Linked DNA regions of Homo sapiens: region 2 is linked to region 1. A link is a contact called in ENCODE Hi-C data. All regions are on one chromosome and are shown on one strand. Each heading gives the region's core, a stretch centred on a gene start or an enhancer-like site at or near the end of the contact. The rest is flanking DNA. Distances are from core to core; before and after follow the strand shown. Region 1 overlaps UTY (ubiquitously transcribed tetratricopeptide repeat containing, Y-linked). Region 2 holds the start of NLGN4Y (neuroligin 4 Y-linked).

Region 1 (6,190 bases), core at 1,567-4,066:
CCATCTTGTTTTAATAATTGGGATAAGTTTTGAACAACTTCAGCGACAAATGTTGGGTCATTATCTGACCCGATAGTCAAAGGCACCCCAAACCTGGGGATAATATGTGCTAGTAATGCCCACGTTACTTCTTGGGCCTTTTCAGATTGGGTGGGGAAAGCTACTCACCCAGGATAGGTGCATACAAAGACCAATAAATACTTTAGTCCTCTTACATGGGGTAACTAAGTAAAATCTACCATCGGGTTCTCATGGGGTTGAGCCTAGTTGTATTCTAAAGGTAATGGTTTTGGGAAAAGAGGTAACTTACATTAAAGCTTCTTCCTGTGGTGCGGTTGCCATAGCTGCCTGCCTTGCTTGTCTGTCTGCCTATTTCCTATGGATTTATAGGACCCATCTGTTTGATGACCTTTGCAATGTATAATGGCCACCTTTTTAGGTGCCCAAACAGCATCTAAGAGTTGCGGGATCTCCTTTTTATTTTTGACTTCTTTTCCTGCAGCTGTTAGAAGTCTTCTGTCTTTATAGATGTCTCCATGAGCATAGAGGGTAGCAAAAGCATATTTAGAATCAATATAGATATTAACTATCCTCCCTTTTGCTGGTAATAAGGCTCTTGTTAAAGCAATCAGCTCAGCCTTTTGAGCAGAGGATCTAGTTGGCAGTGACTGTGCTTCTACTACTGTTCCCTCACCTGACTTAAAATCATTTATCACTACTGCATACCTGGCTCTGTAAACTCCGTCTGAAATGAAGCTGCTACATCTGTTAAATAGTCTAGGTCTGAGTTTTCAAAAGGCTGATCTTTTAAGTCTTTCCTGCTTGAAAACACTTTATCTACTACATCCTTACAACAATGTGATGGGAATTCTTTTGATTCTTCTGTAGGCAGCAAGGTAGCTGGATTTAGGGTATTCCCTATTTCTACAGTTATATTAGGATTTTCAAGTAACAGTCTTTGATATTTAGCAATTCTTGGATAGACAACCAGTGATTCCCCCTCTGGTCTAACAGGGTTATTACGGTGTGTGGCACCTGAAAGTTAACTTCTGTCCTAGTGTTAATTTGCCAGCCTCCTGGGCCAGCAAGGTAGTTGCCGTTAACTGCTTTAAAGCAGTGTGTCCAGCCTAATGCCACTGTGTCTAGTTGTTTAGATAAATAGGCCACAGGTCTATGCCATGATCCTAGCATTTGTGTTAAAATTCCTACTACTGTCCCTGTTCTTTCATCCACGTAGAAGAAGAAAGGTTTAGTCTGATCTGGGAGCCTATGTTAAGGCCTTTTTGATTTTTTTTAATGCTTTTGCTTGATCCGTCTCCCAGAAGAGGGACTCTTTCTTAACCCCCTTTGTAGCTTTATATAGAGCCTCAGCTAAAAGTGAGAAACTTGGGATCCAAATGCGGCAGAACCCTGCTGCACCTAAGAATTCTGATTTGGCGCCCTGTGGTACCTGTAGGGAGTGTACACATGGCCTCTTTCCGCTCACTACCAAGCTTCTTTTGTCCTTTGCTTATTATAAAACCTAAATATTTAACTTTAGGACAACAGATGCAAACCTTTTTTTTTTTTTTCTGAAATTTTATATCCAGCATTCATTAAGACACTGAGGAGTTCCTCCATGCCTCTTTGGCAATCCTTCTAATTTTTGGAGCTTTTTTTTTGATGTCACTTTGTGACTGGCTAACGAAGGCAGTATTTACCATTTTCTGGTTATCAGCTGCCTGTGGGTCAGATGTAGAGCCAGTAGGTTTCACACAGCTGCTCTTAGAACTGGCTGGGACTCTGATCGGGCTTTTGGAGGACTTCTGAAACTTTTCCTATGTTCATTGCTTTTCTTCCCTCTGACTTTACCCCATTTAGGAGTGCATCCACATACCTCTGTAGGCATTCTAAATGATCAGGGTTGTTTGGGACCCAATTTGGATCAGTGTCAGGGAACTGAGCTTCCGCATACTGCCTGGAATCATTTATGCATTCAGGGGCATTGTTTTCTAGCCATTGGAGGGCTGCTTGCACCACTCTGTGCCTTCCTTCTGTGCTAAATAAACTACTAATAATTGCTGATAGTCTGGCCAGGTAGGACTATGAGTCGAAAAGATTATTCTCGTATCAATTATTGCTTGTGGCTTTTCTGTGTATGATGGGTTATGATGTTTCCAGTTTAAAAGGTCAGTAGTGGAGAAGGGGAGATAAGAGTAAGTTTGTTCTCCACCTTGTACCCTTGATCATCAAGGTAGATTTGTGCCCACGTCTCTCTGAGCGGCATTTGCAGAGCTCGGGAACCACTGGACCTAAGACGCCCTGCCCTGCCTCTTCATCCTGTTTTTCCCTCCTAGTCTTAGGTGGCAAGGATGCAGCTTCTTCCTGCTGTGGAGATGCCCCGCTACTTTCTGAGCTTGTTTCTTCAGGAGACAATTGCCCTTCCTCTTATCTGAGCCTTGCTAAGGATGGGTAGAGAAGGGCATATGGAGAAGGATTCTCTAGCTTCTCCAAAGGAGCCTGTAAGATGTGTGTGTGTGTGTGTGTGTGTGTGTGTGTGTGTGTCTCTTTTGCTTCCTAGTTTCCTTCTCTAAAGGCTTGCATGATACTGTCTTTTTGATCCCTTTTGGACCAGTTCGGGCGACTAGGGTCTTACAATATTCAGCCATGCAGATTCCTAGCCATTTAGGGCAATTTTGGATTATATTTAACCAGGAATCAATATATGGAAATTGATCTGGGTGTCCATGCTGATCTGTTGCCCCTGTTATTATTTGAAACACCCTGCTGGTGATTTTCCAAACAAGGGTGCCCTCTGGCGGCCAACCAATGCCCAAACTAGGCTATTCTATTACACAAAGAGTTCTTAACCTTTGGCGGGGGTCAGCTTTACTCCATATTCCCCAGAAAATCCCTCCTTGAAATTCTTTAGCATGCACTCCAAAGGAGTGGGGGTTAATTCCTTAGGTTCTTTTCCTCCCATTTCTTCCCGCACGACGCAATGACCCTCACTTTCATTTCGGACCGATTAGACTGTCTCCCTCGTGGGGGTGTTTCAGACGCCAGACCCCGCTTGACTTTGGAGAGTTTGTTACTCTCTGCCACAATACCTAGACTGTGGGGCCACCTCCCTCAGCTGTATGCGGTAGCCCCAAAGGAAGTTCGCCTCTAGTCGTCCTGGGTCCAACATTTCACTCACAGCATACAGTCCACTCTAACAGACTTGCGGCCCCCACGCTTCACAGCTGATGAGCCTAGTTAGGCTCCCACATTCACACACATTCGTACACAACTCCTGTCCCCAGGACTCCTCATCAGATGAAACGAGTCTGTCTCGTGTCCTGGGTGGGTTCACACGTACCCACACACTCCCAGTTGGGACAGTTCACTCACACTGGTGACTTCACGGTTTCACTTTCTCTTTGCTCCCTCCGGCTCAGCAGGCTCTACCCTGCTGCCGGCTTCAGGGCTGAATGTCACATGAGTGGTGAGGTCCTTTCCTCACCGCCCCCATTCACCTTCTGGGTTAGGCTAATAGACAACCCTTGAGTGGTGATCAGTGCCCCACCCGCCTGGTAGGGCACGATTTGTGTCTGTCCCTGTAAGGCACCCTTTCTTACTCTGTAGGGCCCTCTTTTCTTACCGTGATTCCTTTTCACTGCGCTGAAAGTTGTCTTGCGGTCTCCTTCCTGCGCTATCAGGGGCAGGGCCTTGGGATGTGGGAGAACCCAGCCCTTTTTTGGAAAACTCTTCGGTCGGCGCGCCTAAGAACTGGGTCTCCCCCGACCCCGGGGCCCAAGTCCCACAGTCAAAGGAGACAGTAGCTTGTCCTCTCTCTCCTCTTGTCGAACTCTCCAAAATGTCGCAGTAAAACTCAGCCAAAGAAGACAAAGAGACCTTTGGAGACCAAAAACAACTTTAATTGAGGCACCTGAGCCAGTAGGCTCACGCCCAAAATGGCTGCCGACCCTGACAAAGAATGCAGGCTTGCTTACATGTTGTTTGAGGCGGGAAAACAAGGCAGGATACCGGTTTCAGACAAAGACAGTAAATTATTTAACCTGTGACAATTCTGAGAAAGCTTACAATTTAGTTATCTTGACCAGTCAGGCTCGAAGCTGGACAGAGCTGGGGTAAGGGAAAACAGGAACGACAGGAATGTGCGGGGGGTCTGGAGGCAGGCAATAAGCTTGGAAGGTTGAGATAAGCTCGCAGCTGCAACCTGTTAGCAATGCTGGGAGGGGCTGCTTAAATTTCTTAGCCTATGTATAACTTCTAAATAACCACACTTAATGTTAACTATTATCTATGTTATGTTTATTATTTTCAACTTTATTATTATTTATTTTATTTTATTTTCCTTCCACAGATTCAGGTCCATGCTGTTTTATATGTAGTTGTATAGTTTCCAGCATTTCTCTTGTATTGATTTCTAGTTGTATTCCAGTATGGTCTGAGATGTTATTTCATATAGTTTCATTGTTTAAATATGTATTAGAACTTCTTTGTATCCTGATATGTGGTCTGTCTTGGAGAATGTTCCATGTGCAGATGAAAAGAATGTATGTTCTACAGTTGTTGGATAGAATGTTCTGTAATTTTTTATGTTCATTTGGCCTGAAGTCCAGTTTAAGTCCAATCTTTTTGTTGATTTCTCTAAATGATTTGTTTAATGCTGTGAGTGAGGCGTTGATATCCCTCCCCTACTCTTAATGTATTGAGATATATGTCCCTTTGGGTCTAGTAATATTTGTTTTATGAATCTGAGTGCTGGAGTGATGGGTGCATATATTTAAAATTGTTATATCCTCTGGCTAAATTGATTCTGTTATCATTATAAAATGTCTTTTAATGTGTGTTTTATCCTTTTGACTTGTCTCTTTTATCTGATACAATGATACCTACTCTTGCTCACTTTTGGTTTCTGGTTTTATTGAATATCATTTTCCATGCCATACCTATGTTTATATGAACCTTTCCATGTAAGGTAAATTTCTTGTAAGCAGCAGTTAGTTGGATCATGTTTTAAAATCTCTTCAACCAGTCTTAGGCCAGGCGCACTGGCCTACGTTGGGAGGGCAAGGAGGGTAGATCACTTGAGGCCAGGAGTTTGAGACCAGCCTGGCCAACATGATGAAAACTCATCTCTACTAAAAATGCAAAAATTAGCTGAGTATGGTGGTGCGTGCCTGAGTCCCAGCTACTTGGGAGGCTGAGGCCGGAGAATTGTTTTAACCTGAGAGGTGGGGGTGGCAGTGAGCTGAAGTCACATCACTGCATTCCAGCCTGGATTACAGAGTGAGACTGTCTGAAAAAGTAAAGTAAAATACAGTTTCTTAAGTCAATCTGTATTTTTCAAGTAGAATACTTTATCTGTCTATATTTTAGGTTATTATTGATATGTGAGGTTTTGTTCCTATCATATTGTAAATTGTTTTCTAGTTCTGTGAAATTTTCTTTCTATTGTCTGTTTGCCAGTGTGGAATTCTGTAATGATTCCCTTTGATTCATCACACTTCCTTTTTGTTTGATTGCTTCAACCAGTTAGTTTTATACTTTCTTGTGTTTTCATGATGGTAAATGTTATTCTTTCTTTTCCAAGCCTCTGGCTACTTTAAGCATATGTTAGGCTAGGCAATTAGTGATGAATGTTCTCAGCGTCTCCTTTTTGAGGGAAGATTTTGTTTCATTTATGTAGATAAGTCTTGCTGGGTATATTTTTCTTCTCAGATTTTTTCCCTTCAGTACTTGGAATATACCCATTCTCTTCTATCTTGTGAAGTTTCTACTCAGAAGCATGCTATTTGTTTGATGTAGATTTATTTACACATGACCAGGTGATATTCTCTTCCTGTTTTTAGTTTCATTTTCACTTTGCCTTTTGAGTTTGATTATAATGTGTCATTGCAAAGAACTGTTTGTGTTTTATCTGTTTGTGTGTGGATTGTTGAGCCGTCTGTATCTAGAAGTCTAAATCTCTTGTTAGACATGGGACGTTTTCATCTACTATTTTGTAATAGGTTTGCTAAACCCTTTGATGTCTCTGCTCGTAGATAGCAGTGGTCCATAAATTTTGTCACTTTTTGTTGTCCGAAATGTCTCAAAGGCTTTGTTCATTCTTTTTATTTTATTGATTGATTGATTGATTATTTCAAAGACCCATCTGAAGTACTGAGATTTTTTTTTTCTGCCTGGTTTAGTCTAGTGTTGG
Region 2 (6,190 bases), core at 1,839-4,338, 1.1 Mb before region 1:
GTCTGAAAATCCATTCACATAATTAAGTAGGAGATGAAGACTCTCCTCTGAAAAAGTGTAGTACTCAGACAAAAACAAAAAACAGCAATGGATTTGAACTCAACTGAACATATTTTTCCCATTTAGGAATAGAATACATATTGTTAAAAATCAGAAAGTAGTATAGAAAGAATACATTCTGGTTTACAAACTAAAATTGTGTTGCTTAAACTTGACATTCACATCCTAAGACCGGCTCTCACCATATTTGGAATTTAAGTATATTTTAACCACATACGCCTGTCTTCAGAAGGAGGACATTAAATGACTTAAAATATTTTTATATTGCTACTTCATTTGAATGCAATATTCACAATATTCGCTCAGCAACTTGCATTATTGACAATATTCAAAGTTTTAGGAAAGGTTTGAAGTGTGGAGTACCAATTAAAATGAAAGAATGTTTAAAAAAGGTCATTCGGTCATGCACTTGAATGTTTACTTTTGTGAGATCCTTTTTTGTGGTGTAGAAATAAAAGCACAGTATTCCAAAGAGATTTTAAAGAGACCCCTGCACTTGTGAAAGCAATTCTCTGATGGCGAGTCAGTCAAAAGCTCCTGTCTTTGTGGAGAGACTATAAGCTTTCCACAAATTACTACACACACAAAAATGAAAAAGCCAAATTCACAAATTAAAAACAAATCTGTATGCTTACCATTAGTCTACATTCCAGGCCCAAAACTGTGAACTTTCAAATTCCTTCAAGTCTGCTTGTAAATTTTACAGCATCAAGATAACATAATTATCTACCTTATGCAGCCACTAGTCCCTTACCAAGTATCTGTTATATTCTTAGGTTTGGGTAAAAATCAGCTAGGTTACTGGTTTTAGGGCCTACTGTATATGAAGCATTAGTTTATTTAAATAAAACACAAAGAAAAGAAAAATTCTTTCACCAGAGCAGAAAACATCAAAGCAACTTTAAAATGGTATCCAAGCACAAACATTATTATGAATATGCAATTATCATTCTAGTGTTACACACACACACACACACAAAATCAAGCCTCCGATTTTAATCCACTGATTTAAAACTGATGAAGTAATTTTCCACTTCCTACAATGGCCCTGATTATGTTTTTACATGTCAAAGATACTCTTTAAAAAGACTACATACACACACACACACACACACACACAGACACACATACAGAAATATGGAATGCATGTGTGTGTAGAATGCATTCATTGCATTGTGTAATAAAATACCGGATTTCTAATCTGAGAAAATACATCCTTGCAGAGGTCTCCATGAAATTCCTATATAGCCATCCCCCAACCCCTTAACATTTTGCTCATTTCCACAGGAAAATCTATGCTAAGGATTTGATGGATTACTGCTAACATCTTCACCAGGGCCAACTAAAGGTATGAAATAATTCTCCACTCTCCAAATCTGCCCTCACAAAACTGTAGATTTCTTTGAGATCTGATTTCTCCCAGCTCTGCCATCCTCTAGGAAAAGGCTCAGTGCGTTCATTGAAAGCAATCAGGTCTCTTGTAGTTTCTGCCACTTTGTTTTCATCAAAGTCAGGTGTTTGCACCCTGGCCATTTAATTTCTAGTTGGAGAAGAAAGAAGCTATCCAAGGATTTCTGAAACACGCACTTCTATGTTGCCCGCAGAACGACCACACAAACTGGCAATTCCGGCTTCGTGGGGATAATGAAGTCTCCCTAAACTTCTTATTTTGTTTATTTTTCCTTTTCTTTGCTTTTGCCTCCCTCACATCACAGGAGCGACTGATTCTGAAATGGAAGCTTATGCACACCACCCCACTTTTAAGAAAATATAATGCAACGCGGTCTTATGTAAACCCTACGGGCAATGGATGCCTTCAAAAAGCATAAGATTGGAGTACACAGAGAAAAAAACATCCCCCACTCCCCACACACAAAAAAAATGAACAATAGAAAAATAAAATAAAATAATAAAATAAAAATAATATAAGCCATACTACCACCTTGTGGATTCAGCTCGCAAGGACGTCACCTGCTTAGTTTCAAAACCCCTACCCAACCCCCACCCCAAATTTCTTAATTTGGGTCCAAATGGTAAATCTGGATCCTCCGTCCTTGCTCCGGGCAGTCTCGCCCAAGCCCTGGGCTGAATTCGTGACTTGGGGGCCCAGTGCCCCAGCTAGCTGCAAGCTCGGGCACATCACCAGGCCCAAAATCCCGCCGCCACCTCCTAGTACCCTTCCACGCTGCCTCCTACACCGCCTTCCCCTGCATCCCCGAGATAGCAGCCGCACATACATGAAAAGAGGCCCACACCTGCGGTAAGGTGTGGAAGAAGCCAGAGAAAAGGAAACCGGGAAAAAAAAAGAAAAAAAGAAAAAGCCTTCTCAAGAAGGGGAGGGGTATGATGCGTAGGACATCCTCCGGGTTCACCTCGTTTTCCGAGCGAGACATTTGTTCCCAGGGTGGTCCTAGGCAGGCCTCTGGGGTGCAAGGGTTGCCCTGACGCCCCCGCTCCCGCTCCCGCTCCTCCGGGTACAAAGGGCCCTGTGTCTGGCGGCGACTAGGCTCCAGAACTGTACGCCTGGGCCCGGATTTGCGCGCGGCACGGGGCCTAGATACCGGGGGCGCAAAGCTCGCGACTCGGCTCACTAGACCCCCGCCGAGGGACCCCAACCTACCGGTTCTCCGAGGGGCGAAAGAGCCAGGTCAGGCTGGGAGGCAAGGGGAGGAAAGGGCGTCCAGGAGACCGCCTGAAGGATGAGAGTGTCCCTGGGGTAGATCGGCCTCCTGGAAAACCGCAGGCAGAGAGCGCCACCGCGGAGTGGAAGGCGCAGGCCGGAACCTGAACCTCTTGTCCCACAGCAAGCCCCCAACCCACTCGTCATCTGCAGCCCAGTGGCACCTACCTCCCTCTCCCCACGCCATCCCGGCCCGCGCTTCCGCAGGTCAAGCCAAGCCGCTTCAGGCGCGGGTTGGGTTGCCCCAGCCGTGGCAGTGGGGAGGGGACGGGGCTGAAGTTCACTCTCTCCCTGCTTCGTCTCACAGCCCCTAGCTCACCCGCCACCGTCTCTGCCGCCTCCGACTGTGCTCTTGGCTGATCTTCGCTTTCAGTTCCGCCTAGGGGAGTGGGAGGGAACGGAGCCGAGCTGCGCGGGAATTGGGAGGTGGGAAGCGGGGGAGAAGAGACCAGATGAAATCGGCCCGGGTCAGCAGAGAGCCTTGAGATGGGATGGTGCGGGAGGAAGGAGCGGGTGGTGGTTGCCTTTTCTAGGGCTGTGGGGATGGTGTGCCTATTGGAACGGATTCCTCAGACCCCTCCCCCATCCCTACCTTAGGGACTGGCAGACCCGCAGGCTTAACACTCCTCCGAACCCCCGATGGGAGAAGGGGTGTTCTTAGTGGGCACCGACTAGGGCTCCGGATCACCTGATACCTAGACCAGGGCTCCGGGCGCCTGTCTTTTCGGCTTCCAACTTTTCCGCTCCTCCGGAAAAGCGGGCAGTTCAGAGATGGTGCCGAGGGTGGCAGCGGCAAACCGCCCTGCACCCCCATCTAAGGTCCAGGCCACACTCAAAGGCTTCCGAAGAAGCAAAACCACCAGCTCTACCCCACTTTTGCGGCTTGCCTCACCACTCCCACCCACGTCGTAACCCACACACACGGGAAAGGGGTGCATGGATACCGCTCCCGAGTTTGGAGGAGCAGCACGGAGCTACAGTCATTTCATCTTCACGCGGGGTTTCCAGCGCGCCCCGATCTTTCTCCAGCCCAACCAAGCCATGCCAGGTCTAATCAATCACTTGGATTATTTCGTGCATCCCCCAAGCCTTATCTTATCCGAGGCCAGGAGATGAAGGAAGGGAAAAAAAAATCTCATAATGCAACCCCAACCAAGCTTTATTTCCCCTTTTCTCTCTGGTTAATGGCACCAACCCCCAACCCCAGCCTCCCAAAAGAAGCACCCCAGGCAGTGGTGGTTTTCTTAAAGAAGACGAGGGCTTTGGAGTGGGGAGAAAAGAGAAGAAAAGCCTTCCATGCTCACAGTTTGCAGAAGTCCTCCTGCTTTCGCCATCTCCAGCCCTGGCCTTTTCCCTCCTTTTCCCCTGTACTGCATGTATGTGTGTGTGTGTACATATATATATGTGTGTGTGTATGTGTACACTCACAAACTCACACATACGCATATATATGTCTGTGTGTATATATATATATATTTTTCCCCTCCTTTCCCCGCCACAGTCTTCCTTTAATTTGTATGGAAGGCAGCGCTACTTTTTAAACACACCGCACATGGCCCCAGAGCTGTTCAAACAGCTGATTGCAGCAAAATGCTTCCAAACAACATTGGTGGTCTGCATTTTTATTTTTAAGTGAAAATAAAACCAAATGTTCCTGTGGAGAGATTGCATGTAAAAGCCATACATCGATGTCCACATTCCCATCCACACCAAAGAAATGGAGCGAGACAGATGGGAGAGAGTCCAGCCCAAATTGTCCAATAATAATAATAATAAAAGGAAAAAATAAATAAATATTAGATGAAATGAAGCTCAAATATCGCCAGTGAGGCTTTCCCTCCTTTGCTGGAGAGCCACTGCAAGTCAAATTGTTTAAACGGCTTTTTAAAATAAGGATAATAATATGCGAAAGACACGTCTTAAAACTGCACCTACCTTAGCTGTGGAAGACCTGCATCGCCGTTAAGAGTTCTTTTTACACATCCAAATTTTTCTAAGGAACCTGAAACGCAGTATGATTCAGGAGGATGTATTGAAAGCCCAGGCGCCTTCCCCTTCGGGAACCCCCCAACTAGATTCGCTCATCCAGAGGAATGCAAGAGCCACCAACATTGCCGGGTTTGGAGGAAATTCATTGTTTCTGCTGTCAATAGTGTGTCCCCGGGCAGAACAAGCATTACAATTGAAGCAGGAAAGGCCGAGCTAGTGGCTGAATAAGAGCTCTGTACTAACAGACAGAGATGGGAGAAAGATGTCTCTGCAAGAAAAAGAGAGCTAGGGGAGAGAGGTCCTTCTGCTTCCGGCGCTCTCCTTCTGCCATTGGACCAAAATGAATGAAATTTACAAACCCAGCAGCCAATAGATCTCCAGAGTCGTCCCAATCGCTACAAAACCCACGTCCACAGCTACAACCTCATGCAAAGAGCAACTAATCCCAGTGCAAACCAGCTGTAACAGAGAGATCCTGGGAACCCTGGAGATAGAGCAGGGTACCCAGATGCGCACAGCAAACCTTCTTCCTCTTTGCTTTTTTAGGAATCTCTAGGTACTCTCCACACCAAACATGATGTCGTATATGCAGACATCTTTAACTGTTTAAGGTCACAGTCTCCAGCAGTCCCTATGTCTGCGTTATTGTGAGTCAATTGGGAAGCAATGATATTAAAAAAAATTTTAAGAGCAGCGAAAATTGGAATACAGCTCTGTAAAGTACAGGAGCTTTTTATGCCGAGGTTATGGTTGAAAGAGGATGAATGAAGGCTTTTTGTTTACTTCTATTGTTATAATTTCATGATTTGGATAAAATATAGGAGGTGTGCTTACCAAGAGGCAGTTGTTTCTAAATACTCCTCATTTCCCAGGTCCAGGAGGTTATCTTTCCCAGGGAGTTTCAAGTTGCAGGGGGCGAGGAGGAGGGTGTGACCCCTGTATTTAAAATTGGGTTGGAGAAAGTTGGCTTGAAATTGACAATGCTTAAAGTTCCCAGTATTTAAAGTTGGCTTCAAGAAAGTTGGATTTAAATTGGCAATGCAAAGATCAGAGTACATCATAGAATGTTGTGGCAATGAACACAGATTCTAAAATGAGATTGCTTGGGTTTAAGTTGCATGTGACCTTAGGAATGAATTTTAATATTCGCCTCCATTTCTGCATCTGTAAAATGGAACAGATAATCTCCATGTAATATTGTCATATTGATTAGCTGAGCTAGTGTGTGGGGCCTGCTTATCTTCACAATATTTCATGGTGATTACTTTTATTCTACCTGGCTATAAAAGTTAGCTTTTCTTAAAATTATTTCATTGCCCATTAATTCATTTATGGAAGGAAAAAAGATAATGTCCACAACACATAGGACATTCTCCTAATTGCTTCTGCTTTAGGAAGTAAACCTAAGCATGAAGCCTTCCATGATGATGCGAAGGATTTTGGACAACATGAGCAATAATG

What was found. Hi-C counts contacts between places; a loop is a spot of excess contacts on that map. Pooled maps may share reads with other maps.
Region 2: a loop to region 1 is called in a map with no recorded cell type, with 14 times the contacts of the local background. The contact joins the promoter of NLGN4Y here to the enhancer-like site in region 1. A Hi-C loop is called at or near these places in 2 of 37 single-sample maps with no recorded cell type and 4 of 50 pooled maps.

What each region holds. Positions count from the first base shown.
Region 1 is chrY:13,433,322-13,439,511 of GRCh38, reverse strand. The region is part of intron 4 of UTY (ubiquitously transcribed tetratricopeptide repeat containing, Y-linked); the gene reads left to right. Among named protein-coding and RNA genes, the nearest start is that of MIR12120, 43 kb to the left of the region's middle. Within about 2 kb of position 2,816, at least 7 of the 41 ENCODE cell types and tissues checked have a DNase peak (open chromatin) inside an H3K27ac peak, as active enhancers do.
Region 2 is chrY:14,521,427-14,527,616 of GRCh38, reverse strand. NLGN4Y (neuroligin 4 Y-linked) reads right to left here and starts at 3,088. Exons shown (of 7, transcript NM_001365588.1): 1 at 2,909-3,088.